7 separate regions of the Mus musculus genome follow, and all the other regions are linked to region 1. The links are chromatin loops, found by intact Hi-C in ENCODE. Cell type or tissue: left cerebral cortex. All regions are shown on one strand. Region 1 holds the start of 2010204K13Rik (RIKEN cDNA 2010204K13 gene). Region 2 has its middle 3.8 kb from the start of Gpkow. Region 3 has its middle 3.3 kb from the start of Clcn5. Region 4 overlaps Cacna1f (calcium channel, voltage-dependent, alpha 1F subunit). Region 5 overlaps Ppp1r3f (protein phosphatase 1, regulatory subunit 3F). Region 6 holds the start of Usp27x (ubiquitin specific peptidase 27, X chromosome). Region 7 overlaps Syp (synaptophysin).

What was found. A loop is a pair of places that touch in the nucleus more often than their neighbours do. Peaks named below come from ENCODE experiments on the same cell type or tissue, not always from the same donor. Only the 100,000 strongest peaks of a DNase experiment are listed, where the experiment ranks them.
Region 2: it touches region 1 in a loop (5-fold over the local background); 12 of 42 quality-filtered maps call a loop at or near these places.
Region 3: it touches region 1 in a loop (21-fold over the local background); 19 of 42 quality-filtered maps call a loop at or near these places.
Region 4: a loop joins it to region 1, with 6 times the contacts of the local background. A loop is called at or near these places in 18 of 42 quality-filtered maps.
Region 5: a loop joins it to region 1, with 3.0 times the contacts of the local background. A loop is called at or near these places in 5 of 42 quality-filtered maps.
Region 6: it touches region 1 in a loop (2.1-fold over the local background); 11 of 42 quality-filtered maps call a loop at or near these places.
Region 7: it touches region 1 in a loop (4-fold over the local background); 17 of 42 quality-filtered maps call a loop at or near these places.

The regions. Positions count from the first base shown.
Region 1 is chrX:7,419,295-7,423,294 of GRCm38, reverse strand. 2010204K13Rik (RIKEN cDNA 2010204K13 gene) reads left to right here and starts at 307. Exons shown (of 2, transcript NR_027924.1): 1 at 307-416. In left cerebral cortex, CTCF peaks have their summits at 291 (motif pointing left) and 2,059 (motif pointing right); DNase peaks (open chromatin) are centred at 287, 964 and 2,094; H3K4me3 peaks cover 690 bases; H3K27ac peaks cover 391 bases.
Region 2 is chrX:7,691,364-7,695,363 of GRCm38, reverse strand. No RefSeq gene overlaps it. Among named protein-coding and RNA genes, the nearest start is that of Gpkow, 3.8 kb to the left of the region's middle. In left cerebral cortex, a CTCF peak has its summit at 2,272; a DNase peak (open chromatin) is centred at 2,277.
Region 3 is chrX:7,320,688-7,324,687 of GRCm38, reverse strand. No RefSeq gene overlaps it. Among named protein-coding and RNA genes, the nearest start is that of Clcn5, 3.3 kb to the right of the region's middle. In left cerebral cortex, a CTCF peak has its summit at 2,228; a DNase peak (open chromatin) is centred at 2,197.
Region 4 is chrX:7,633,520-7,637,519 of GRCm38, reverse strand. It overlaps Cacna1f (calcium channel, voltage-dependent, alpha 1F subunit), which reads right to left. Exons shown (of 48, transcript NM_019582.2): 47 at 2,876-3,073; 48 at 2,324-2,631. The coding sequence ends at 2,401. Among named protein-coding and RNA genes, the nearest start is that of Syp, 3.1 kb to the left of the region's middle. In left cerebral cortex, a CTCF peak has its summit at 2,361; DNase peaks (open chromatin) are centred at 1,489, 2,204, 2,903, 3,258 and 1 more place; H3K27ac peaks cover 1,341 bases.
Region 5 is chrX:7,566,740-7,570,739 of GRCm38, reverse strand. The region is part of intron 1 of Ppp1r3f (protein phosphatase 1, regulatory subunit 3F); the gene reads left to right. Among named protein-coding and RNA genes, the nearest start is that of Flicr, 4.9 kb to the left of the region's middle. In left cerebral cortex, no CTCF peak of the experiment used is centred here; a DNase peak (open chromatin) is centred at 1,570.
Region 6 is chrX:7,374,247-7,378,246 of GRCm38, reverse strand. It overlaps Usp27x (ubiquitin specific peptidase 27, X chromosome), which reads left to right and starts at 2,417. Exons shown (of 1, transcript NM_019461.4): 1 at 2,417-4,000. The coding sequence starts at 3,386. Gm14379 (predicted gene 14379) reads right to left here and starts at 2,322. Exons shown (of 2, transcript NR_026741.1): 1 at 1,964-2,322; 2 at 205-1,723. In left cerebral cortex, CTCF peaks have their summits at 900 and 2,161; DNase peaks (open chromatin) are centred at 2,133 and 3,276; H3K4me3 peaks cover 1,879 bases; H3K27ac peaks cover 1,154 bases.
Region 7 is chrX:7,643,462-7,647,461 of GRCm38, reverse strand. Syp (synaptophysin) reads right to left here. Exons shown (of 7, transcript NM_009305.2): 4 at 3,163-3,361; 5 at 2,263-2,454. Among named protein-coding and RNA genes, the nearest start is that of Syp, 6.9 kb to the right of the region's middle. In left cerebral cortex, a CTCF peak has its summit at 1,912 (motif pointing right); DNase peaks (open chromatin) are centred at 1,925 and 2,776.

The DNA of each region.
Region 1 (4,000 bases):
GGCAGAGCAATTGCCAAATAAGTAACACTACAGTACTCATATGTGTGTGGTGACGCTGGTGTAAATGCAGATGCAGTACTAAAAATAGGTAACAGCCAAACTCCACAGGTATCTGCAGCTCTTGGTTTGCTCATCTGTGAAATCATAGCTAATCCATAGGGCCACAATCCATAGGACCACTGTGCTCATTGAATGACTCACGCTCAGGAAATGCTTCTGCTTAGCAAAATAATGGTATAGAAGAGGCAGAAGGCAGGCTGGTTTGATGTGATAATCTCTTTCGCCACCTTGTGGTTGGTGACGCACAAGTCAGCCGTGCCGCGACACGTGTTAATAAGCAGAGACTCGAGCTTCCTCCAAGTTTGGACCTTAGTGGGCCGGATGATTTGGAACTTGGAGAACTGAGAAATAAAAACGTAAGTAGGTAGCTTATGGCTCTTTCATTTTAGGTCCTTATTGTCTAGACGCTTTACTTACATTCCCTACGCGTGCGTGCGTGCGCGCGTGCACGAGCACACGGGGAAACTCCCCCCTCCCCCCTGCCCCCGGTACTTAAAGAAGGTAAAATGTGCGTGTGTGTGCGTGTGTGCGCGCGTGTGTGTGTGCGTGCGCGCGCGCGCGTGTAAGGTGTTCGTGCTGGTGACTACAGAGGTTACAAGAGGGGCATTGGATCGATCCCCCCCCCCCGAACGTGAGTTATGGACCACCACGTGGGTCTTAGGAATTGAACCCAGACCCTCTGTGAGAATTAAGTGCTCTCAACTATTTATGCATCTTCCCACCTCCAAGTGTTAGTTTCCACAAGTAGATGTTGTGGATGTTCTAGAGACATAGTTCGGAACTCAACCACAGCAGTGTCCATGCGGACAAGAAGAGGGAACATACATGTTTCTACTACTTAGTCTCTAAATCAGATTTCTAGCCAGCTACAAGTTTCTTTGAGCTCCCTAATAGGTCGAGGGGGAGGGGCGTGCACACACACATACCCATGCCATCTATCATCTATATCATCTGTCGTCTACCTTGTTACCTAAGGAAGGAAAACCAGTGTCCCTGCGCAGAAATGTATGTGAGCTAAACACTCAAACACATAAGATAAATAAATCTTAGTTGATTCTAATCCTTACTGTCCCTTGGTCATGGTCTATCACATCCATGGGGCATGGCTTCTGCCAGGCAGTTCTTGTTTTCCTCATGAGCCAAAGTTGTATGGAAGAGCATCCAATCAGTAGAACCTACTAGGGCATAGTCCTTCCCCTAGGCTAAGCTTGGGTTTCCATCCGAGGGAGGCAGGACTCTGAATGGAAGGATTTCTGAAAAAATTACAAGGACTGTTGAGAAATGCTTGGGTAAGGCAGGGAACCATGAGTACTTCAGATCTTGTCTTCCTTTCCCAGATCCAGCTCTCCCAACAACAGTAGGCTTGAGAGATGTATGGCCCAGGCACACCTGGGAATCTAGAGCTGCCTAATTTTTGGTTAGGTTACATTTAAGCTATTTTCTGGGTAGGTAATGTGTTAACAAATGGGAGGGTTGTTTTTGGACTAGGGTCTCCACTGGAGTATGGATCATGCTGTCTAATTTACCATTGTATTACGTAGCTCAGTGCCTCATGAACAAACTAAGTTGGTCATTGCCTTGAACGTGTATATTTTTATTGACATTTCAGGCCCCTAATCTCAAGAGAAGCCTAAGGAGTGTTGTTTTGGTGTCTTGTTAACTAAGGGAAATCTAGAGGCAGCCCCAGTCTTATAATCTACAGTTTCCCATAGGGCTTCTGACTCCCTCCCTTTCCAGAGAGAGGTCTTTCTCTCTTCCACAGTCAGTGTCTCCATTCTGATACTTCTATGCAGCCAGATGTTTTCTAGGGCCAGTTCTGCTCTCAGGACATGTTTTCAGGAGGAAGAGATGAATCATTCTAGCTTTGGTATTGCTGCATCTGAAATCCTGTTGGCATTGAACTTAATATCCAGGGGGGATGGTTGAGCTTGCCTGCAGCCTTGGCATTTGAGCAAGTACCTTATCTCTAGCTTTGTCTGTGACTGCTAAATGGCCACTAGAGGGAGCCAGTGGAGCTTTGGTGGAACATGGCACTTCCTGTTTGCACTCGGTTCCTGTTCTGGGGGGGAAGAAAAAAAATCACTGTTGCTTAGCAACAAGAAAGCCAATCATGCTTGCGTCTCATGCCTCTGTCACTAACCCCAAGTGAGACATAGAACATAAAGTCTCCTTCAGATATTATATACTGTAACGGTTTGGAACTTACTGGTCACTTGAAATGTGGCCTGTGATCTCATTATTTTAAATGGATGGAACTTGAGAATCTCATCCTGAGTGAGATAACCCAGAGCCAGAAGGACACGCATGGTATGTACTCACTTATAAGTGGACATTAAATGCAGGATAACCATGCTACAATCTACAGGCCCAAAGAAACTGGGTAATAAGGAGGTCCTGAGGGAGGATGTGCGAGTCTTACTCAGAAGGGGAAACTAAATAGGTGGATGGAGAGAGGGAACTGGGTAGGAGAGGAGGCGAGGAGGGGAACAGGGATGACGATCAGATGTGGGGAGAAGGGGGGTGAGAAAGGCCTGGGAGTAAGAATGGAAGCCTGAGGGGGGTGCATCTCTGGTGACTAGCTAGAGGCCTGGGATGGGAGAGGATACAGGGAGTCTATGGGGAGTATACCTTAGCTTAGATTCCTAGCAGAGGGCACTGAAATAGGGGACTCAAGACAGCCCACATATTCAGTGTATTTGCTAGACAGACTCATAGGACTCAGTGTATCTTTGCATTCATGACTCAGGTTTTATTATAGCAAAAGGATGTCCAATAAGGCCAATGGGGGCAACTACTTCGGGCCTGGAGAGATCTATGCACAGGCTTCCTCATGGACTTTTCCTCTGTTGAGGGGACATACTAATATACCCTTTCTTAAGAATAAAATGCACACTACATAGGTGGTATATTTTATCCAAGAAAGCTTAGAGCACACGGTTGTTCCTGGAGACTGCTTACTGAACAACCACTGCCTATCACGCACCAAATTTCAGGCTCTCAGAAGAAAGCAAGCATTGTAGGCTACATGGTTTGTACAAATAACATGTCGGGTGCCATATTCCTTTTGAATTTCTGCTTTAATAAATTATCCCAAGCATGTGCTTCTAACCCCAGAATCTGGGCAGCTGGGTCAGGTGGACTATGAATCTAAGGCCTGCCTGAGCTATGATACCCTGTCTTTAAAAACCACAAACAAAATCTATGTTAACCAAACTATTTTCAATTACCTCAAACCCAGAGGCTTAAGGTATACAGTGTTATCATCTTAGAGTCCAGCAGGTCAGGAAGGTAACCTTGGGTTAGAATGCAGGTGTTGATAGGGCCAAGGTCCTGTCTGATGGGCTAGGCCTCCAGTTCCTGTTTGCTTAGGTTGTTTGTCAGAATTCAACTCTTTTGGGATTATAGGCCAAAAGTCTATTTCCTTATCAATAAGCAAGGGAGGCCCTAAAAATGGCCTTCTGATTCTTCTCTTATTTCTCCTCTGAAAGGAAGCTCCCTGCAGCAATAGAGACCTCTAGATCTCTATGTAGGAATAGAGAAGCCTAGATTTCTATGTAGGAATAGGGAATTCTAGTCTTGGTTTTACAGAGGCTGCAGTGCTTGGCACACCAGCCACTCTAATCTCAGCTTCTAGAGGCCACCACACTCCTTAACTTGCAGCTTCATCTTCAAATTCAAAACCAGAATATTGAGTGTTTCTCAGATCTCATCTCTCTAGTCTCCCCTGGGAAAGGGTCTCCCACCTTCATGAATTTATGTGAGTAGACTGGGCCCACTCAGATGAGCCCGATAATTCTTCCATCTGAAATCCCATAACTTTAATTACATCTTCAAAATCTCTTCTGCCATTGGGAGCAACAGGATCTGGGGATTGAGTTGCAAACAGCTTTGAGTGGGGACCCAAGAAAGGGCACATTTCAAAAGGTAATGGTTTTGAGGC
Region 2 (4,000 bases), 270 kb before region 1:
TCCCCCATCCATGATGGGTTGATAAGTTGTTTTGTGCATGTGAGTTCAGGAGTACAACAGCTGTTGGCATTTAGTCTAAGCTCTGCCCCATAGTTACTTGGCAATAGCCAGGTGTGCCTGACTGAGCTATAAAAGGGGCTACTTGCCCCTCCTCTCTCTCTTACTCCATATTCTCTCTCTCCTCATTCCCCTCCACCTTCTCTCTCCACGTGCTCATGGCCAGCCTCTACTCCTCTCTCTCTCTCTCTCTCTCTCTCTCTCTCTCTCTCTCTCTCTCTCTCTCTCTCTCTCTCCCCTCTCAACTCCCCTCCCCATGCCCTGAATAAACTCTATTCTACACTATACTGTCTGTGGCTGGTCCCTCATGGCGAAGGATTGCTTCAGCATGGACCCGCAGAGGCACCCCCTTCCCCCACACCTGACTGCACATCCACCAGACGTATTCCTTCTCCTCCCTTATATTCTTATAAAGCACAACAACGCCATGCCATGTCCACAAGATAGTCTTTCACTATACTCCTCCCCATCCTTCAAGCTCTTACACGATGTTCTCTCTCTCTCTCTCTCTCTCTCTCTCTCTCTCTCTCTCTCTCCCTGTGTGTGTGTGTGATTTAAATGTCCCATTTAGGACTGAGTACTCAAAGTCACTTCTTCACTTTGATTTTTTTTTGAAGCTCTGCATTCACCACTGCCCACAAAATAAATCTGTGCTCTTAAGCATAAATATTTAGAATGGGGCACAGCAGTGCACACTTTCAATCTCAGTACTTGGGAAGCAGAGACAAGTGAATCTCTGAGAGTGTTGCATAGAGAAACCTGTCTCAAATAAACAAAAACAAATATACAAATATCTAATAAGTAGTTTGACAACATGTCCATTCAGTAGAAACATCAGAGAGTGGCTTCCTACCTCTCAGGACCTGACCATAGGAGCACTTACGTTGCAGTGGGATTTTTATTTAATAACTTATGGCCTCTGGGAGCAGAATTATCCATTAATGCAGAATACTTGTCTTTAAAGTCTTTTTTCTTTTTTAAAAATCTGTTTTTAATTGGCTTATGCGGATGCCATAGTTAGTGTTTTCATTGTGGTGAACAGATGCCATGGCCAAGGCAACTCTTATAAAGGAAAACATTTAATTGAGACTGGCCTACAGTTTCAGGGGTTTAGTCCATTATCATCGTGCTGGGAAGCACAGCAGCATGCTGGCAGACATAGTGCTTGAAGAGCCGAGAATTCTGCCTCTTGATCTGAAGGCACTCAGGAAGAGACTCAATTCCACACTTGCCAGAACCTGAGGCTAGGAGACCTCAAAGGCTTCCTTAACAGTGACACACTTCCTCCAACAAGGTCACAGCTCCTCCAGTGAGGTCACATTTCCTAATGGTGCTACTCCCTATGGCCAGACATTCAAATATATGAATCTATGGGGGCCAATCTTATTGAAACCACCACAACGGATTTATGGGAATGAGCCAATAATCTGTTTTGTTGTATGTGTGATTCTGAGCATGGGTCACCTTACATAACTCAGGCTGGTGTGGAGCTTACTATGTATTGAAAATCCTTCTGTCTGAGTTTCCTGAGTTGGGATTATAATACATTAAGCTATTATCTTCCTTTTATCTATTTTAAGATTTCTTTTTTTTTCCCCTTTGGTTTTTTGAGACAGGGTGTCTCTGTATAGCCCTGGCTGTCCTGGAACTCACTTTGTAGACCAGGCTGGCCTCAAACTCAGAAATCTGCCTGCCTCTGCCTCTTGAGTGCTGGGATTAAAGGCGTGCGCCACCATGCCCGGCAAGATTTATTTCTTTAGCTTGACTTTTGCTGTTATTTTGCTATCGGCAATACAGGTTCTCGCTACACAACCCAGATAGCTATTTTGGAACTTGTCACCCCCATGTCTTGGAGCCTCTTTAGAAGCTGGGATTACAGGTGTGTCGCGCTATGCCTGGCTATTTTGTTGGTGGTGGTTTTGGGGGGATTTTTTTTTTTTTTTAGTGTGTGTGCATGCGTGTTTTGTTTTGTTGTTTTTTGAAAAAGGGTCTCACTTTGTGACACTAAGTTGCTTGGAACTCGATTTGTAGGTGAGGCTAACCTCCAACTCACCTCCCTCTGCCTCCCATATGCTGGGATTAAAGGCCTGTGCCATCACAACAACCTTTTCATTTTTCTGGAAGAGACTGGTACTTGCCATATTTGCCTGGTTTGGCCTGGAGTTCCTAGGCCCCCAGCTCTTGTTGGCTCAGCCTCCCCTGTAGTTTGAACCATAGGTGGCGCCACTTCACTACCCTGTTATTTTTACTACCAACACTATTGATACGGATGAATTAAAGATGGTATCTGCTTATTCTCAATGACGTCACTGCCTTTGAGGTAAATTGTCACAGCTGAAGTGGCAACTACTTCTAGAGGCAGCACAGGCAAAGAGAGCAAGCTTCCTTCTTCCATGTCCTTCATATAAACTCCCAGGAGACGGTCTGGCCCAGATTAAAAGTGGATCTGCCCACCTCAAATATCCTGATTAAGTATTTAATCCCAGCACTCAGGAGGCAGAGGCAGGTGGATTTCTGAGTTCGAGGCCAGCCTGGTCTATAAAGTGAGTTTCAGGACAGCCAGGGCTACACAGAGAAACCCTGTCTCGAAAAACCAAAAAAAAAAAAAAAAAAAAAAAAAAACAAACAAACAAAACAAAACAAGAAAGTAACTTATCACTTTCCTAAAGAAAAAAAAAAAGTTGGGTATAATAGTGCATTCCTTTGATTCCAGAATGTGGAATACAGACACAAGCAGATCTCTGGGTTCCAGGCCAGCTAGAGCTAAAAAAAAAAAAAAAAAAAAATTGTTAAGAGCACTTGCTGCTCTTCGGGAGAACCCAAATTATACACATGAGAGTCTATGCCCAGTAAGAAATTTCAGTTCTTAACACACACTCTCTCTCTCTCCATATATATATATATATATATATATATATATATATATATATATATGTATACACATGTATATTCAGGTACATGTCACCAAGCCTGATTAACTGAGTTTTATCCTTGGGACCAAGGAGAGAACTGGCTCCCGAAGCTGGTCTCTGATCCCCACAGAGAATCCATAAGGTGAACACAGGTGCACACCGAACAAACCAGCAAATGAACGATGGAAGGAAGGAAATTTGGATGACTGGAAATGGGGCTGGAGCGATGGCTCAACTGGTAAAGATCATCTGTTGCTCCTGCAGGGGACCCCAGTTCTGTTCCCAGCACCTACACAGTGGCTTAGAATCATATGTATTCTAGTTCTAGGGGAACCCAAGGCCTCTTTTGGACCTATAAGGGCAGCAGGCACTCACATGATGCACATATGTGCAGGCAAAAACTCATACACAAAAAATAAGTAAAATATCTAAGGGATCCTACATACCTATCAACCAATACCTTATATAGTTGTTACTATTGAGGCAGTATTTCTTCTTCTTTTGTTAACTTCTTTTTTGTTTGTTTCCTGACACAGATACACTTTGTAGTCCAGGTTGGCCTTCAACTTATGGTAATTCCACTGGCTCAGGTTCTGAGTGCTTGCATCAGCATACCTGGCTATCTGATTGTGCACTCAGGACTTGTGTTGGATTTGCTGGCCGGCCAGGTCCTGGACCCTTCCTCCACTCCCACCCTCTCCCACCCACCCTTCTCCAGCACCGTGAACTCTTACAGAATGTCTCCCCTCAAAAATCAAGGTTTTCCTGCCTTAGGGATATTTGTATTCACCATCCTAGAGCCTCTGCCTGAGAAGCAGAAGTATCTTGAAATATGTCATTATTCATGATATTAATGTCTTTCAGAGGGCTGGAGAGTTGGCTCAATGGTTAAGAGCACTGACTGCTTTCCAGAGGTTGTGAGTTCAATTCCCAGCAACCACATGGTGGCTCACAACCATCTGTAATGAGATCTGATGCCCTCTCTGGTGTGTCTGAAGACAGGTAGAATGTACTCATATAAATAAAATAAT
Region 3 (4,000 bases), 99 kb after region 1:
CATATTGTCAGGCAAGATTGTATCTGACCACCTTCCCACTTTTTTTTCTCCCTTACCTGAACAATTAGCAGCAAGCCCAGGTTTCTGTGCCAGTCACAGACTCTACACATTGAACTACACCCATGGCCCTAGAACTCAAATTATTTTTTTGTAAGAGCAGAAAGCTTTGTCTACTCTCTCTCTCTCTCTCTCTCTCTCTCTCTCTCTCTCTCTCACACACACACACACACAGAGAGACAGAGAGAGAGAGAGAGAGAAAGAGAGAGAGGGAGAGAGAGAGGGGTGAGAGGGAGAGAGAGAGGGGAGAGGGAGAGGGAGAGGGAGAGGGAGAGGGAGAGGGAGAGGGAGAGGGAGAGAGATTCATAGGATAAATACATCTCTTAAGTCTGAGCCCACACGTTTGCAGCATTGTATAGCATGATCGCATGTGTAGTTAACAAGGTGTTGTTAACCAAGGCCACGGTAAAAACATGTAGTGCAACACAAGCCATTATTGCTAGATACCCGTAACTCATTATTTGTTTCCTCTTGAATTAATTTTTGTTTGTTGCATATTCAGAAATCCTTTACTGTTGCCAAGTTGTTGTTATTGTTGTTGTTTTTCCTGACCCTCACATTCAGCTCTGTGACCCCCATATAAAGTAGTGACCAACAGTTTAAGAAGCTGGGAGGGAGCTAGGGAAATCTGTTCATTGCCTTTTATTCTGCTTCATTTTTCTGAAACTAACCTTGACATTTCTTGAGCACTCTAGATGTTTGGCTTTGAAATTAATGTCCCAGCTGGTACAGAGCATGCTTAGCAAAGTTTAACCCTTAGCATCACAAAAATAAAGACAAAAGTGGCATTGGGAGATAGCACAATAGTGAAATATATGATAAATACAAACAATACCAGAAGCATTCAGGCTTTCCCTTTCATGGCCACACAGCTATCTCTTTGGGCCTTTACTTGCAGTGTTAATTTGAAGGTGAAAGAAGTGCTTGTAGCCATGATGGTTCAGAGAGCACAGTGATGTGCTTTTGTGACATGAGTGCTTTTTCATTATGTAGACGATTTCATCATATCACTTACGTATAATTGACTTTTAACAAATGGTTGTCAACTCTTTCAACATTTCATATAATTTGTTTTGATTGTATGCACCTCCCCCTACTCCTTTCTCTACTCCCTTCCTTCTCCACTCCATCTCCCTACCTCCCCTCAACTTTGTGTCCTTTTTCCTTTTTAAAGCAATAAACAATTGAGTCCAGTGTTTGCTGCTCATAAACTCTCAGGTGCGCAGCCATCGAGTGGAGTGTGCTGGACCTACCATGAGCTATGCTCTTAAAGAAAACTTGACTCTCTCCTCTTCAGAAACCATCAGCTTGCCATGGCACGTTGGTCAGGGGTGAGCACATACTTGGGGACCCCTTCGGGGTCCATGTTGAAATGTTGAATAGCTTGATTTTGTGGGTCTTATGTCTGCAGGCAGCCACAGTGGTTTGAGTTCCTGAGTGTGCGGACCCTGATGAGTTCAGAAGACACTTAGGTAGTGTGTCCATTTAAGCAGAATCAAACTCATAGTTTATTATATAGTCCACACTGGCCTGGAACTCAAGATCGCCCTGCTTTAGTCGGCAGAGGAGTGGGGTTACAGGAATGAGTCACCACAATTTGTAGCTTTTAAAGAAACCATTAACTTTGCTTTATCAGCACCACAATTTAATTTCTTCGCTTAGAAAAATAGACATTTACATCATCTCCCTACAAATATTTCCCCTTAAATCTAAAGACCTTAATCAAGGAGTCTTCCTCACTACCACCATCACCGCCGCTACCACCATCATTATCATTAGTACTAGGTAACATTTGTTAAGTGCTGATTGTTAAGTGTTTATTGATACACTTAAACATTATATAAGAAACCTGGTAACTCAAAAAAAAAAAAAAAAAGAAGAAGAAGAAAAAGAAGAAGGAACAACAACAACTAATACGTCTCTACGGCTGGGTTGTTTTGAGCCTATGCAGTCTGACTTTAGAGCCTGCTGTCACGACTTTTTTCTTTTTTTAACTCACAAAAGATGAAATGAAATGTGTGTGTGTGTGTGTGTGTGTGTGTGTGTGTGTGTGTGTGTGTGTGTGTGTGTGTGTGAATTGGGTGTGTTTAAATATTGGAGCCCTCCAAGCTGTTGGCGGTCAGTGGCGACACCACGTGGCTATATTTATGTATTGCAGCCACGTCATACTCTATGAGACTCTAAGCCTCTCAAATAATCCTACAGATGAAGCAAAGGCTCTTGTCTTGGAGGGATAAACTTGCTTCCAGTCAGCCTGCCCTTTTTCATGCCCCTTTATCAGAGGAGACTCTTTTGACCGTTACTTGTATTGTAGTTCCTCGGGGATTGGGGTGGGTGCTTCCTCATCAATGCACAAGTGAGCTCTTGTTTTTCTCTCCTGAAGTGTTGAGCAGGACAAAAAAGACAGAAAAGAGAAACTTCTCAAAAAAACAAAACCAAAACCAAACCAAAACCAAAACCAAACCAAACCAAACCAAACCAAACCAAACCAAACCAAAAACACACCTGATTTCAGTTCTTAAGGAAGAGTCCTAACAAAAGGATTGCCTTGTTCAAACGTTTTCACTATTGGGCATATTAGTAAAGTGCATATTTACCATGCACAAATCATGTGTGTGTGTGTGGTGTGTGCTCGCACATCACACATCAAAGCAAACTTCCTCAATTCTTCCCCCATTTGTTTCTGAATCAAGTAGGAATATCTGTCCAGCATTCCCAGTCCTTCTAATTTAGCCTCGGTTCCTTTCCATTCACACCACACACAACCTCTATGCTTCGATACTGTAGTGTGGTATGTAGTAATAGGCTGGAGTGTAGGTGACCATGGTGGTTTAAAAAACCCCCTTTGTCCTTTTCAGTCATAAGCTAGCAGCATCTTGCTGCCTGCCACTTGTTATCACCCACTAGTATTGTCATCACTAAATCACCCCATGTGTGTGGAGGGCATAAACGAAGCTGGCACACAGAAGCAGCTTTGATTTGGGGCTCAGGTATAGAGCTTTAGATAAAGGCCTACCTGGATCCAACATTTCATATCTACTCCAGGGTTCCCAAGAATGCAGAGCTCTGGATTCACTCCACAGTCCAGATCCACACAGTGATGATCAGGGTTTGAGCTTATGGAAGCATGGCTTCTTTTGAAATTCATCTAACGTTTAGTCTTCTCCCATGACCCTATCTTTTTTCTCTGTGAGATGACCATTTTTTTTCCTGTTAGGTTTTGTATTAAAATAAGCCCAAAACTTCATTGTGTTTGATTATAGCTTTATCTCTGGAAGCTTTGCATGGCTTGGGCTCAGATACAGGTTTTATATTTCCAAACCCTTAACTTATCCAAAGTAGGCATTCAAAATTCACTGAGCATACATGGCCTTACTGAATTTTGCTCCCTTGTGTTAACATTGCTGATCTGCCAGGCAAGATGTGCCTACTGGTGTAATAGTGGCATGTTGATGGCCACTTTCTGATTGAAACCTTTATCACAGGAGAGAATTTTATGCCTGATACTGTAACTCCATGTCTGGGTCACTCCTTGGGTAGAACCTGCTATTTTAATTTAGCTAAATGATTGCCTTCCAAATATTAGTGTCTATAGCTATAGATCTGGGCTGTTCTCAACTTTGGTCTGAGGAGCTTCTTTTTGCCATGAAACACAGAAACTCACAACTGGCCAAAGTTCTGAGAAGAGACTGAGTGCTCAGCCCGAAGTCTAAATGACAGAATTCTCAACCCTACCCCCACCCCCAATTAGGCCTAAGGGCCATCTTAGAAGAGGAGATTGAAAGAATGCAGGAGCTGGAGGATGCACAGGAGTGCTGTAAAAGACTGTCCTTTGTCCACAAGGTCACTGACTCCTGAACAAGACCAAGCCACCAACATTCCTACAGAGATGGGAGAGGTGATATCCAGACTCTATTTCTTACTGAGATTCCATTGGTAGTTG
Region 4 (4,000 bases), 210 kb before region 1:
GATTTCACTTAGCCTGAGGCTGGCCATGCCTTTCCCAGGCAGCTGAGGATGACCTTATCCTCAGCTTATCCTTTTTCCTCCCCTGCCCAGGTGCTGGCATGTTATCTCTGCATCATGTGAGCTCTGGCTTTTTTTTTTCTCTGAGACAGGGTTTGTCTCAGTAGCCTTGGATGTCCTGGAATTCACTCTGTAGATCTCGGACTCATAGAGATCTGCCTGCTTCTGCCTCCAAGTGCTGGGACTAAAGGTGTGCGCCACCACTGCCCGGCTAGCTCTGGCTTTTATACTTTTCTTAACATTTAATTATTTACTGTGTGTATGTGTGGGTGCACAAGTCGAAGTCAGAAGACAGCTTTTGGGAGTCAGTTCTCTCCACCACATTGGTCCTGTGGATCTATCTCAGGTCTTCAGGCTTGGCCATCACTTTTACCTTCTGAGATATCTCCCTAGCCCCTGTACCTTTTATTTTATTTTATTTTATTTTATTTTATTTTATTTTATTTTATTTTTCTGAGACAGGGTTTCTCTCTGTAGCCCTGGCTGTCCTGGAATTCACTCTGTATAGATCAGGCTGGCCACGAACTTATAGAGATCTGCCTGCCTTTGCCTCCAAAATGCTAGGATTAAAGGCATGTGCCACCATGCCTGGCTCCCATATTTATTTACAAAACACAAGTATATAATAGATACTTCCCAATTGTTTGCGTTTTAGCTCTCGGTTGTTTGAATCTCATTTCTAATATTTACTCCTGTTTGATTTTGGACATGTAAAATGTTTTAAAATATTATGTGTATGATTGTGCTGGTTAAAAAAAGATAATTGCCAGGTGATGGTGGCACACGCCTTTGATTCCAGCACTCAGGAGGCAGAAGCAGGTGGATCTCTGTGAGTTTGAGGCCAGCCCAGTCTACAGAGTGAGTTCCAGAACAGCCAAGGCTACACACAGAGAAACCCTGCCTTTACCTCCCCTGCCCCCCACAGATAATCAACTACAGTGCACTTAGAATAGGGTTCATTTTACTATTTTGGAAGCCATTGACTTCTCACTGTTTTCCCCCTTTACCTTCCCTGCTAAGGTAACCATCGTTTCTGCTAATTTTAGCATCTCCAGTCTCTTTCCCTCTATTCTGTTTTCAGCATACCACCAGAGCATCTATTTAAAATGCACAGTTAACTGTGTCACTACCTTACTCAATGCCTTCCTATGGTTCCCCGTGCTTTTAGAGCCTAGCATTCAGGACTGCATGGTAGAGCCCCCAACCTTAGTTTTCAGTGGATTTTATGCTTCCGCTCTAACTTGCGCTTTCACCAGACGTTAGCCCAACTGCTCCAAGCCTTTGTTTCAAGTCCCTGTGTAACTGAGTTTGAGTCCTAGTCTTTGATTGTGGTTTCCCTCAAATTTTCTGGCTTGGTTGACTCAAGAGATAGAAATAAGAACTGCCTGTCTCACGAGTGAGGAGGGCTCTACTTCAGACACTCCCCACTGGTGATCCCGTTTGGCATCATTTGCTGTGCTACCTTCAATCCCTGTGGAGTGGAACCGACTCCCACTTTGGATAACTCTTGTCATATGTCCAAGTCTCCCCAGGTTGCTCCGAGGGAAAACCGTTAGCAAGGTGCCTGGCACACACTAAATGCCCAGTACACTTTCCTTGAGTGAATGATACCCCAAAGGCAGAACAAGAAGCAGAAGGAAGATCCCGTGCATCTGCGTAGGGAGGGAACGACTCTCAGGCGTTTCAGGAGGACCAAGGGGGTGGGGGCTGGGAATGGGTTCCACGGAGCTAGAAGCACCACTGTATGCTGTCATCTAGAATTTCTACCAATGGATTTAGACTTTTCTTGCCTTTCTCAGGCAGAGGTGGGAAATGGGAGACACTTATGATACTAATTCACCATCTCTGAAATTCTTGATGCTGTGCAGGGGACACGTCTGCTTAAGCCTCCAGGTCAGCTCCAACCTCTAGGCCTTTGCTCTGTCAAGAATCTTCTACAGCCTGTCCTTTGCACTGATCCGATCGAGCCTCTGTGATGTCTCTTCCTTTCCTTACTACCCAAACAGTATCTCTTCTCTTTACTTCCTCTTATCTGCCCAGTGCCCTCCTTCTCCCCGCACCTCCACTCTGTCTCCAGCTTTTTTTGGCTGCTGTCTCTTTCTCCTCCACCTCCTCCCTCCTTCCCTGACGCTGAATAATCAGGCCTAGCTGTCCTGGTTTCTGGAAATACTCATGTGTGGGCAGTGGCTGAGGGATGCAATAAGGGATGGATAGAAGCTGTTGGGCTGGCCCAGACTGCCAGTGCAAAGATACTAAGATTCAGCAGTGTGTGGTCCATGCCTGCCTCCCTCTGGGGGAAGGAAGGGCAGGGAGTTTATTGAGCAGTAGATGAGGGGTAAGGATTTAGAGGGCATGGACACAGGCCATCTCATCTCCCAGGTCCTCTTCATCAAAGCGGGAAAGAATAGACTCCTCATCACTGTAAAGGGAGGTGGTTCTCTGTGCCAGCAGGTCACTGGCAGCACTGTCCATCTCATCCAGGGTCAGGTGACATGCATCTGCAATCTCCTGCTTGGCCAGGGCCACAAATCGTGGGTCTTGGGCAAAGAGACCTAGGCCTTCGGAGATGAGCACCTGGGAGGGGGGCGTGGTCAAAGTAGGATTAGTGTTGATCCATGGCACAATGTGCACAGTGCAGGTCACTGTGAATAAATGACACACATGCAGCGCGCAGTGGGACAGGGTCAAGTACAGTATGCCGAGAAGAGGAATTTCCACATGCTCAACATAGAGTCTGGCCACTCTTGATCCTCGGCTCTCAGCTCCCACCTCTGCCCCTACTACTGAAGCCCCTTTCCCCACACCCATCTGGACTCACAGCCTCCACCAAACTGTCAGCACTGCCCCTCTTGCGGTGGCTGGGATTCGGATGAGCTCCAGGCACTTGCAGACAGGTGAAGGTACGCAGTGGGCCGCCAAGTTTGCCAAGGTATCCTTCACCCACTGTAGATTCCTCCACCAACAACAGGGGGGCATATAGCAGTCGACCCTTCTGAGGAGGGGCTGCCCAGGAACCCTGGGTCAGAATAAACAGACACCAGATGGGCAAGGATTGGTAAGTGTGAGAGTCTTCCATTCACTCTTGTCAGTTCCGTTCCTCTCCTCTAGTAGACACAACTGGAGTCACATGGGTGGGTGTAAAACGACTTCTTTATTTGTGGGGATCAAAGCCAGAGCCATAAACATTATGGCCAAGCAAACGTTCTGCTACCGAGCTACATTCCCTGCTCCACACTTGAGTTTATGTCAGAGTATAGACAGTGCCTGTTTGCATGCATTGTGTGGGAGGGAGTTAGTTAGTTAGTTATTTAAGATAGGGCCTTGCTCTAGTATCAAGGCCTGTAATTTACTATGTTGCCCAGGTTGGCCTCAATTTTTCAGCAATTCTCCTGTACTAGTCTCACAAGGGCTGGGATTACAGACACAAACCACCCCATGTAGATGTTTTGGTTCTTTTGAAAGAGTCTCATGTAGCTCAGGCTACCCTCAATTCCATAGATATCTGAGAATAACTTTGAAGTCTTTTTTTGTTTGTTTGTTTTTTTTGTTTTTTTGAGAAGTCTTGATCCTCCTATGCCTACTTCCCAAGTGATAGGATTGCAGGTATGTGCCATCATAGATGACTCTAAAACCTGGATTTAAATGTCAACTGTGGGGGACCAGAGAGGGGAATGAGCAGCCAAGAGCACTTTCTGCACAATCATGGGAACTAGAGTTCAAATCCAAGCACCCATGACCCACGTAGCAATCCAGGCCTCCCACGCATGCCTGTAACCCTAACAGTAAGGAAAGCAGAGACAGGAGGATCGCTAGAGATTGCTGGCTTTCTGCCTAGCCAAGAAAATGTGAGCCATTACTTCAAAGTAATATGTGGAGAGAGAGAGAGAAAGGAGGGCCCTGACACTCTCTTCTGGACTCTGCGCACTCCCATGGAATATATCCA
Region 5 (4,000 bases), 150 kb before region 1:
TCCCTTTTCTTATCTGTGGGAGGCCTGCTGTAGAGGGCTTCAGAATCGTTGGCCACAGGCCCACTGTGCAGCTGGCCCTTGGCAGGTAGGGTCAGAAGAGATGATTGGCAGCCATGAGGATGTAGTCCAGAGGCTGAGCTGGCTGCTTTCCCTAGCTTGCAGGACCAGGTTTGCAGTACTCAGTAGGTTTAGAGAGAATCCATCAGCAGCATTTTTGGTAGAGCCTGTTATGTGCTGAGCACAGTGCTAGGAACAAGCAGAGAAGACACAGACTGGTCCTAAGACTCCCAGGAGCTTGGGGTAGAGCCAGGGGGCAAGGGTTATGTGAGACCCTACCAAGTGATATGTGGCCAAGCCCCCTTTCCTTGCTGGGCACTTTGCTGAGTATTTTTGTATAGTTTCATTTGTGCTCAACAGCGTTTTCTGTGAGCTAGATTCCTTTAAATCCCTCTTCTGGGTGAGCACAGAGGTTTTGAGTCCTCAGTGATTGGACTGATATGGGAAGGAGCCCTTCTGGTGTGTCTTGGCTTTATACTCTGAGGAAGTATCCTATTCCTCTTAAAAATAAAGACCAACAAAAATCTGGCTGGCCCTTACACACCCTCACCGATGCCTGCTTCAGCCTCTGTTAGCATCTAGTCTGGCTTTATATTGGTTTCTGCTCCCGAGCTCTTGTCGCCACATCCCTTCTGTTACTCCTGCTTTGGGGTTGTCGCTCATACTGTTTGCTTCACCAAGAATGTGTTTACCCCTCAGATTCTCCTCATGGAGACTCCTCAGTTCTAAGAGGGTTTCCTTAGGGAAGGAAGCTTGCGCAGCTTAGCCTCCTTAAGTCCCCAGTTTTATTCATAGCACTGATCAGCAAGTCAAGTTGGAAAATGCCACATAGGCCAGCATGTGAGCCTTCCCCCAAGTTAAGGACCATCTTCCATCCTGCCCCATTGTCCTGTGTGTCCTTTGATCCACCCTCGGCTCCTCTTTCATGGGATCCCGTCAAGTGTTCTTTATCATTACACTCTGCCTTTTGCTTCTTCAAACACAATAGAAACCATAAGAATGGAATGCCTGCTCCTTAGAGCCCCCACGTCTGAACACCAACACCCCTCACATTGTACATGAGGAGGGGGTCCCTTGTTCCCATTTCAGGCCAGTTTCTGTTCTTGACTCCAGAGCTTCATTTTCTGCCATTTGTCCAGAGGCTGCAACCATAAGCCCCATTTGTCTTTCATCAGGCTTTTTTTCCAGGTCTGTCTCACCTGGTCCTCTGTTGACCTAGCCTCAGGCCAGGGTCTCTCTCTTAATTGCTGAGCCACCTTGCCCTTTGCCTCTGGTCAGTACTTGATGATCACCCTTGTCCCCCTCCCCTGAAGAGTCAACAGCACTTGCTTTGTCTGCAGTTTTATTAGTCCCTGGCTTTGGCCACACTGAAAGGCTCCGTTGTTTTCTTCTTGAAAGGGCTAACTGCTCCTACTCGGTCCCCTCTGGCTTTGGGACCGCCCTCTACTTGCTTTCTTCAAAATCTCTGGCCCTTTCTCCTGTTCTGTCAGCCTCAACTACTAAACTTGGTGTCTGCTTGACTGAATCCTTAGTCTTCTCAAGCTTGGCTGTCTCCCACTCAGTGCCCCCAAACAACCTCTTATTCCATACCCATGCACTTGCTTTCTAAGCATCCTTAAGCCCTTGCTGATTCTAGTCTGTGCCAGGGCCTAGTGTTCTAGCATGTTCCTTCCTTTTCTAAAGGCACTGGCTTCCGTCTGTAGTAAGGCCTTTATTAGGGGATTAATGGGTGACTGCAATGCTAGACTGTAAGCTCCGTGAGGGGTAGGGACATGCTCTGCATTGGTGACCACTGTATTTTCACAGGCCTGCCTTAGTGCATGGCACTTAGTAGGTGCTCAATAAATATTTGTTGAAAGAACGAGTTTGAGTATTTTTTCAAATGTCTCCACATCAAATTCTAAATTTCATTGCTGGGTTTGCTCACCAGTGTGTCTCCTGTCACTATCCCTGATGCACAGGTTTTAGGTATACCTGTAACTGAATGAATGGGTAGCTATTGGCAGCCTCACAGAAATGAGAACAATAGAGTTGAAATGGGTGGGGTGGGAATCATCTAAGTGGTCTGGAGAGAGGATTTCATGAGAAAGTGTCCCTTTGTTCTACAGACAACTGGTAGGCCATCATGGTTAAGGTTGTGGGCTGGAGGCTGCACAGCAAAGTGGCAGAGCAGGGATGTGAGCCTGTGTAGTTCTGCTAGTGCTCCAGTTGAGAACTGCAGCGCTAGGCTGCTGGATGGGGCCTACAGCTGGGAATGGCCGGACAAGTTGCTTCCTTTTTTCAGAGCCCCAGCGCTATTCCAAAAGACTTAGTTTTAAGCACTTTATTGGTGCTTTGCATGTTTCCTCAGTCCATCGAAAAGCTCCCTGAAGTATTACTACCATTTCTTCCTTATAGATGAGGAGACTAGGGCACAAGAGATGAGGAAATTTGTCCCGGGTCACAGCTGATTTGTGGTAGAGCTGGGACTATTCAACATTGCATTTTCTGGGCATTTATTGAGATGCAAGATCAGTTTGCTGGCTTCCAACAAACATTGGCAAATGGTATAGGAGATAGCCCAGCGCAGTTTGACATGCAGTAGAGGTGAGTATTACTTTGAAGAGCAAGTGTTTCAGTTCTCAGTGTGTCTGTGTCTGTATTTACTCGTGAATGTGCTGGCTTATGAGGTGAAATGGTTTTCTCACCCTGGGCTGTGGCCACGGGAGTGTCAGTTAGATGAAGCTTGAAGCATGCATGGTAAGCTGCCCTCCAATGCACACAAGTCCTAGAGTTGAGGCTGACACTCAGAGAAAGCAGGGCAGAGTCCTACATAACTTGATGATGTCACAGCCTCCTCACCTCACCCCCCCAAAGCACACGACTTAAGCTGACCAGAATTCCAAGTATCTTGAAGCCACGCCCCCCCCCCCCCCCCCCAGACAGCATCATCAGATTGTCTCCATGGGAGCTGGGCTGTGCGTGTTTCCCTTTGGGGCTCAGCACATGACCCAGTTCGGGCAAGCACAGTTCTTTGAAACTTGGCGTGCTCACGTAGGACCCAGACGATGATTGTGGCCGTGGTATTGAGTCTACTTTGCATTTCTCTTGGGGGCTTGTTGGCCCTCATTCACTCACTCATTCTTTATCTCTGCTAACTGATCTTTCTGTTCTGTCTTGGCTGGCCTGGGCTGGGGCCGCTGCCACCACTTTCTCAAGTCTTATCCCTTGGTCTCCAGGTACTATCTGAAGTCAAGTAGCTGTTGACTTTCTTTATGGTGGGAAGAACTTTCACTCCCAGTAGAGTGGTCCATTCTAGGTAAGATGGGCTGGACTCATTCACAAGTACTCAAGTAAGGCATGCCAACACATTCCCAGCACTGTGTGTCCTGGCCCACTGTGTGTTCACTGCCCCCCAGAGAGACTGCATGGCATTTGTGGGACAGGTGCCAAAAGGTTTTATTCTCGAAAATGAACAGGCACACCGTATGTACAGTTTTGTTCTTGATTTCCTTCCATTTTTCTAAGAACTGTTAACTGATCGGTAAGTCTGTACACTTACACTCGCCTCATTTTGATTGCAGCCACAGCTACTTCCAAAATTTTACTGTGAAAGACGATTCAAAGATTTCTCCCCACCACCTCTCTCTTTCACTCTCTCTCTCCCTCCCCCCCCCCTCTCTCTCTCTCACACACACACACACAGACACACACACCTCTCTGCCTACTGTCTAAGACACTGTCTTCAAAGTGGGGCCAGTTTTGGATGTTATCAGTATGCAGTGTAGTTATCGGGGATAGAGACAGTTCCTTAAATCATACTTTCTATATTTGGAAGAAGGAAAGGTTGCTGTTTGAAAGGATACATGTAAACTTTTCAAATGACTTTGATGTAGTAACAAAAAGGCCCATGGTGGAGGCAATGAGCAACCGTCTCCCCTGCCCCCAGCTTTTCTTTCCAACT
Region 6 (4,000 bases), 45 kb after region 1:
AGAGGCGGTGATGTCTGCCCAGGACTAAGTCCAGACTATACAAGCTCTATACCTGTAAAGATTATGGTGACTTGTATCACTGGTGATTAAAGTAAAGGAAGAATACAATGAGGAAATGAATGTAAGAAAATAATCACTAAGTTGCAAAATTTCCAATGAGGGGCAACTTTTTTTTTTTAAAGAAAAGTACTCAACTACTATTTATTCATTCATTCATCCATTCATTCATTTATTTATTTATTTAAATATTTGGTGCTTCTTTTCTGCTAGTTGTCCTAAAGCCACTTCTTTAGCATGTGTGTTCCTTTTAGGAAAGCCAAATCTAATCCTGGGGTGTCTTTGGCTCAGTGCTCTTAATACATAGTACATAGCTCTTAGTGCCTGGCCATAGATGGTGGGGTGAATGATGGCAGAGCCCCCCACTTCCAGAGTTTTCTGGCCTTGGCAGTGCCCAGGTTCCTCTGTGAGCTTCACAGGAAGCTGATGAGTAGTGGGGCAACTGGGTTACATAGCCATTATTCAGCAGCAGGACTCCTAAGCATGGCGATCTTTAGATTTCTTTGTTGGTTGGTAGCCTGTGAGGATAGGATGAACGTTCTCCTTCCTTGCCTTCTTCACTCGTGCTCCATGAGCTCAGTCATTCTTAGCAGCTGCATCATTCCTTTGGTAGCCATACTGGTTGGACTTCCTCTAGTTGCAGGTGACAAAGGGCAGGCATTTGTTGGAAGGACACTTCAAGGAATTGAAAACAGAGCTGACTTAGGGAAGGCAGGCACTAAGGTAGCCTTAGGCTAGCTAGGAACCACACAGCCTCCATAAGGGCTCCAGCTCCCTGACTAATCCCCAAGGAGTATGTCTTTGCTTCCTCTATGAAGCATGACTCAGGTGGAGGCTGATTTCCAATGCTGACCAGGGATGCTTTGTAGACAGCAGAGCCCCCTAGAGTAGGACCATCCATGTGCACCAGGTACAGCCGGCTGTCACACTGAGGCACTGGACTCTTCTTAGCTCACTCTCTCCCCACGTGCTGATCCCTGCCTTTGGCTGCACCCTCCAGAAGCAGCAGTTGCAGCTGCTTCTGACATCCCCACTCTGCCCAAGACCTGAGCTGTTTGTTCTGGACTCATTCTTCCTGGGCTCTATGATGCTGCTTTTCATACAGCAGGCCCCCAGACTCTCTCCTCACTGGCAGCTCCAAAGATACCCGCTTTATTCCTACGTGCTGCCCACCCAAGACTCTGCTAAATCTTATGGGTCTCAGACTTTGTAGTTTGGGTTCCTTGCAGCGTAAGGGAGGTGCAACCTGTAGGAACAGCCTTGCAGTGTCTGGTTTCCCCTGCTGGCCTTGGAGTGACTGTTTCTGCCCACAGGCTGCTCAGTATCTGGAGTGCTGTATCTGGAGGCCAGCTGTCAACCAGTCATCCCACCCAGGGCCTTTGGAGCCTGAGTGGGAGGCAAGGAGCCAGCACAGGATGGGCTGATAAGTTTCTCAAAGAGACATGTCCCTTCAGGTGGAGCGGCCTTGGGAGCACTGTTGTCCCTCTAGATCTGGGGTTCAGGCTGGTCCCCAGTAAAGTTTGAGCTTCATCGTTTCTGGGAGAGCAGGAGTTGGACCTAGAGGGGGAGACTGAGACATGTTGGGGGTACGTTCAGCTGCTGGAGGCAGGTTCAGCCGCTGGAATGATGGATGTCGGAGCTCCCGCCTTTATTCTCAAGTACCAGACTGTGAAGGGATATTTTATGGCCTCAGAAACGTTTCTAGACAAGACAACCCTTCGGGCCCCCCGCCCCACAGGCTAGGGGAAGCTGCACCCTTGAGGGCAGTACTAGAGGGGAGGAGACCGCCTAGGGGGTCAGAGCAGCGATTGGAGCGGAGAGCTGGAAGCGCCTTAAAGAGACTGCGCGGTCCCCGCCCCACTTCCCGCCAGCCTCAATGAATTAGAGCTGTGTTTCCCAAACTTGCCTGATCACTAGCAGTTTCTCCGGCCCTAGTTAGAGATCCAGGTTCCGGAGTACCTCCCTTCAAGAGTCTGATTCAGTAGGCCTGCGGGTGGAGCCGAGGAATCTGTAATTTTAACACGCTCCCCCACGTGATTGTCGTGAACCAGCAAGTTTGGGAAATATTGAATTAAAGGAAACGGGGCCTGGCTGCAGAAGCGGCCTCCGCTAGGGGGCTTCGGCGGGAGCATTCCCGGGGGCGTCGCCTGCTTCCGCTGCCGCCTCCTTCAGTGAAAGTCCCTTTTGGGTCCAGCTGCCACAACCACCGCGCTCCCTCAGTCCGGACGGGGACACCCCAGGTCTGCGTGGCCCCCGCGCCACCACGCCCAGTGGCCGCCCGAGCCCCACGAGCAGGGGGAGGAGTCGCAGCCAGTGGAGGCGGAGGAGGCTGGAGGAGGCGGAGACGGCGGAGACGGGAGAGAAGGCATAGAGGAAGGTGGAGGCGGAGAAGGTGGAGGGGAAGGTGGAGGCGGCCGGGAAGGTGGACGCCACCGGGAAGGTGGAGACAGCAGGGAAGGTGGACGCCACCGGGAAGGTGGAGATCGCGGAGGGTCCGGGCCGCGGGGCTGAGCTCAAGCTGGAGCTGGAGCAGGAGCCCGAGCCGGAGCCCGAGCCGGAGCCCGAGCGGGAGCCCGAGCGGGAGCCCGAGCCGGAGCCGGAGCGGGAGCCCGAGCCGGAGCCCCAGCCAGAGCCCGAGCCGGAGCCCGAGCCCGAGCCCCAGCCGGAGCCGGAACCCGAACAGAAGCCGGAGCCCGAGCCGGAGCCCGAACCCGAGCCCTTACAGGAGCCTGAGCCTGAGCCTGAGCCTGAGCCTGAGCCTGAGCCTGAGAGGCAGCCCGAGAAGGAGCCGAAGGATGAGAACCCAGCGCAGAGCGGTGTTGGCGGCAGCGGCGACGAGGTTCCTCCCCCCACCCTTCCCTCCGACCCTCCGCGGCCCCCTGATCCCTCTCCGCGTCGCAGTCGTGCCCCGCGCCGCCGACCCCGGCCCCGGCCCCAGACTAGGCTTCGTACCCCGCCGCAGCCTAGGCCACGGCCCCCACCCCGGCCCCGGCCCCGGCGTGGTCCTGGGGGCGGATGCCTGGATGTGGATTTTGCTGTGGGGCCACCAGGTTGTTCCCACGTGAACAGCTTTAAGGTGGGAGAGAACTGGAGGCAGGAATTGCGGGTTATCTACCAGTGCTTCGTGTGGTGTGGAACCCCAGAGACCAGGAAAAGCAAGGCAAAGTCGTGCGTCTGCCATGTGTGTGGCACCCATTTAAACAGACTCCACTCTTGCCTTTCCTGCGTCTTCTTTGGCTGCTTCACAGAGAAACACATCCACGAGCACGCTGAGACAAAACAGCACAACTTAGCGGTAGATCTTTATTATGGAGGCATATACTGCTTCATGTGTAAAGACTATGTGTATGACATAGACATTGAGCAAATTGCCAAAGAAGAGCAAGGAGAAGCCTTGAAATTACAAGCGTCCACCTCGACAGAGGTTTCTCAGCAACAGTGTTCAGTGCCGGGACTTGGGGAGAAATATCCCACCTGGGAAACGACCAAACCTGAACTAGAACTTCTGGGGCACAACCCACGGAGAAGAAGGATCGCCTCCAGCTTTACCATCGGCTTACGAGGACTAATTAATCTTGGCAACACGTGTTTTATGAACTGCATTGTCCAGGCCTTGACCCACACTCCAATACTGAGAGATTTCTTTCTCTCTGACAGGCACCGGTGTGAAATGCCCAGCCCTGAGTTGTGTCTGGTCTGTGAGATGTCGTCGCTCTTTCGGGAGCTGTATTCTGGAAACCCATCTCCTCATGTGCCCTATAAGTTACTGCACCTGGTGTGGATACACGCTCGTCATCTAGCAGGGTACAGGCAGCAGGATGCCCACGAGTTCCTCATCGCTGCGCTAGATGTCCTGCATAGGCACTGCAAAGGTGACGATGTTGGCAAGGTGGCCAGCAACCCCAACCACTGTAACTGCATCATAGACCAAATCTTCACAGGT
Region 7 (4,000 bases), 220 kb before region 1:
GTTCTAGGACTTGAACGCCTGTCCTCAGGAAGAGGGGTAAGTGCTCTTAACCATGGAGTCATCCCTCTAGCCCGTCTTTTTCTTTTCTTTTTAAATAGATTTTTATTTGTTTTGTTTGTTTTTGAGACGGTCTTGCCTTTTATCCAAGGATGACCTGGAGTTTACTACCTAGGCCAATCTGGCTTTAAATTAGCCCTGGGCATAGAGTAATGGCACAGAGGTTAGAATCTAAGTTTAATGACCAGCACCTACATGGTGGCTCACAAACACCTGTAATTCTAGTTTCAGGATATCTGACACCCTTCCTTTACCTCCACAGGCACCAAGAATGCAAGTGACTCATATAAGCAAAACATTCATACACATAAAATAAAAATAATAAGTATTTTTAAAAGTAGTCTTTTAAGTGCTAGGTTTACAGGCATATATTAACATCCTTGGCTCTAAGTATATGCTTTTCTTTTCTTTCTTTTCTTTTATTTTTTTAGACAGGGTCTCACTCTGCAGCCCTGGTTGACCTGGAACTCTTTTTGTACACCAGGCTGGCCTCAAACTCTCAGAGATCCACCAGTCTCTGCCTCCCAAGTGCTGGAATTAAAGGCATGTGCTACCATGTGCCCAGCTAAGTATATGTTATTTTTTAAAAACAATTAAAAATTACAAATAAATATGGAGCTTATATGAAATACTTAAAAGCAAAATTCTATATGCCATTTAGTACATGTTACACCCTCTTCTGAGCACCTTAAGTTTCCTTAAAGTTCCAGGTTTAAGCTGGTTAGTGGTGATCTACAGAGCAAGTTCCAGAACAGCCTGGGCTACACAGAGAAATTCTGTGTCAGAAAAACAAAAAATAATAATAATAAAAAAAGTAAAAAATAAAAATCAATCAATCAATCCATGTTTGGACAGAAAGTAAGACCTACATTTTATTCTGTTTGTTTTGACACAATCTTGAAATGTTGCCCAGGCTGGCCCAGAACTCCTGGGCTTATGTGATTGATCTTCCGCCTGTACTTGCTGAGTAGCAGAGACTATAGACCTATACCACTACCTCCAGTTGATATCCCCGTTCTATTTATTTTTTTAGCATATTTAGTTTATTTTTCTATTTTTGAGACAAGGCCTCTGTAGCCTCAGATGTCCTACAACTCACACTATATAGCCAGAGTGGCCTCAATCTCTTAGCAGTCTTCCTGCCTCAGGCTCCCACGTGCTAGAACTATAGGCCTGTACCACCACACTTGGGCTAATACCTCCATTTTATTTTGTGTTTAAAATGATCTTAAGGTTTTGCTTTATGACTGTAAGCATTTTGCCCACATGCATGCATGTATATCACTGCATGCCCATAAATCCCTTGGGAGTAGAATTATGGATGTTACAAATTGAACATGGGTCCTCTGCATGGTCAGGAGGTGCTGTCCCTTCCTAGCTCCCACCCCAGACAGGGTTTCTTTTTGTAGCCCTGGCTGTCCCGGAAATAGCTTTGTAGCCCAGGCTGGCCTCGAACTCAGATCGGATTGCTTCTGCCTCCCCAGTGCTGGAACTACAAGTGTGTACTACTTAGCTGTTCAGCCACCTCTCCAGCCCTTGTTATGTCCATTTAAAAGCCGAGTTCAGACAGGCTAAATTACCCAAGATTACACAATCAGCAAGTAGCAGGAAAAAAAAAAGACTTCAAATCTTAGCATCTGTAACATTGATATAGGATGTAGTTTTGTGTTGGGTTTGTGTGTGTGTGTGTGTGTGTGTGTGTGTACGTGCTGTGAATTCAGTGGATACTCATGTTTGGAGCAGGACCTATCATCAGCCTTCAGTTTGCATGTTCAAAATGATACCTGAAAGGCTTGTTACTAGCTGTAGGTCACAGAGCTTGCCACGTGACAGGATCTATGGTCAGACTGTTTTTAGCCGCTAGGGGGCGCCCAAGTAAGAAAACATTTCAAGATCTTGTTCTTTTGCATGTAAGGAAATCAATTCTAAAAGGATACTGAATTTCAGCAGCTTTGGCATGACTGGGCTGGGCCCAGTTATCCCCGCCTAATCTGAAAGACCTCATGTTCTCCTACTGGGAACAGATATGTGGTATCCCAGTGGTTATAATTGTTCAACCTTCTTTTGTTGGTGTGCCTCTTCCAGGGAGCCCTCATGGACCAACCTCCTGACTCTCCTCCCATTCTCTCTCTCTCCCCCGTTTCCCATGCCAGACTGTGTCTCCCAGCTTTTCTCTTCCAGCCCGGCCAGCTTCCCAGGGCTTACCACCGAGGTGTTGAGTCCTGAAGTCACAGGGTCCCTCAGTTCCTTGCATGTGTTTCCTGTCTGGCGGCACATAGGCATCTCCTTGATAATGTTCTCTGGGTCAGTGGCCATCTTCACATCGGACAGGCCTTTGGCCCAGGCGGATGAGCTAACTAGCCACATGAAAGCGAACACTGCTGTGGCCAGGAAGTCCTAGGCAGGGAGGCATGAGGAAGATGTTATAGTGAACGCACGGCTTTCTGCTGAGCCTTGAGCCCCTACAGACCCCAAGCCTTTGTGGAAGGGGTCATTTAGAAGAGGCTCGCCTCTTTTCTGCCTTTGCAGCTCTGAGGCTTATTAGATTTTCACCTGAAGGTCTCAGCTTGAGTGTCTGTGAGTGTCTATGATACAGAGGGAGTGTGCTAGTGATGCGTGGGTGCAGACGTTGAGGGAGGAACTAACTCCGTGGGATGTTTCTGAATCTGTGAGAAGTGTGTCTTACCACTTTTATTTGCATGTGGGAATATGTGTCATTTGATGTCTGGGATGAGGGTGTGAGAACCTCTCTGTGTAGGACTCGGTGTCTGTGTGGCAGGGTGACATGCATGACTGTCACAGTGAACCTCGGTACTCCTTCTTTTCATCTAGTCTGTGTGGTCGTGTGAGAGATGGTGGTACGGTTAGGTACGTGGGCCAGTCTGGCATTCTGTGTGGGCTCTGGGTATGTCCCCCATGATTCTATGATGCCCAGTGTGGATGGAGTCTTGGAGAGAGCAGCAGCAACAGCAGCAGCAGCATCAGCGTTGGGCTGCTTGGGTATGGGGCTTGTCTGGGAGTCTGTTTGGCCTGTGAGCCAAATGAGCTGGGCCCCTGCGGCCTCATGTCCTTGGTCACTGCATGCAATCAGCTGTGGGGACTCACCATCATTGGCCCTTTGTTGTTCTCTCGGTACTTGTTCTGCAGGAAGATGTAGGTGGCCAGGGCCCCCATGGAGTAGAGGAAGGCAAACACAGCCACGGTGACAAAGAATTCAGCCGAGGAGGAGTAGTCACCAACTAGGAAGATCTTGGTAGTGCCCCCTTTAACGCAGGAGGGTGCATCAAAGTACACTTGGTGCAGCCTGCAGAGAGAGGTGTTCAGGTGTGGTCCGGAATCCCTTTCTCACCTTCCTGGCCAAGAGCATCCCAGACTGTTTTGAGGTCCCAGGAAAAGGAGGAAATGGCCATTCACAGAGCACTTGCAATGTACCATTGATTGCCGAAAGCATCCTGGTAATATCTGTGGCACCCCTCCCTCACTGCAGCCCAGGTACTCCTGCCTCTGAGTTCACTGTAGAAAGTGACAGGTATCTCTCTAGCTTAGGGCCTTTGCACTGGCTGACCTCTTTAACAGGAATATTCTTCCCTCATTGTTTTTCAGCCTTTTGGCTAAGATCAAGTGTAGGGACGGGTGCTCTTCCTTAAGATAGCTTTCATGCCTTATTCTTTCAGCCCCTTCAGACTTTGCTTAACTATCAGCTTCTCATCAAAGACTTTCTGCATTTCACTTTAAAGGAAAGATTTCTTATCCATGTGTGAGTGAATGTGCACGTGTGTGCAGGTGCACATATGTTGGGGTGTACGAGGTTGCACCGCTTTGTGACAGCCAGAGTTTAACCTCGTGTCTTGTTCCTCAGGTTCCATCCCCCCTCTTTTGAAACAGGGTCTCTCTCTGGCTTAGAGCTTGCTGAGCTGGCTGGCATGGAGTCTAGCATGGGCCA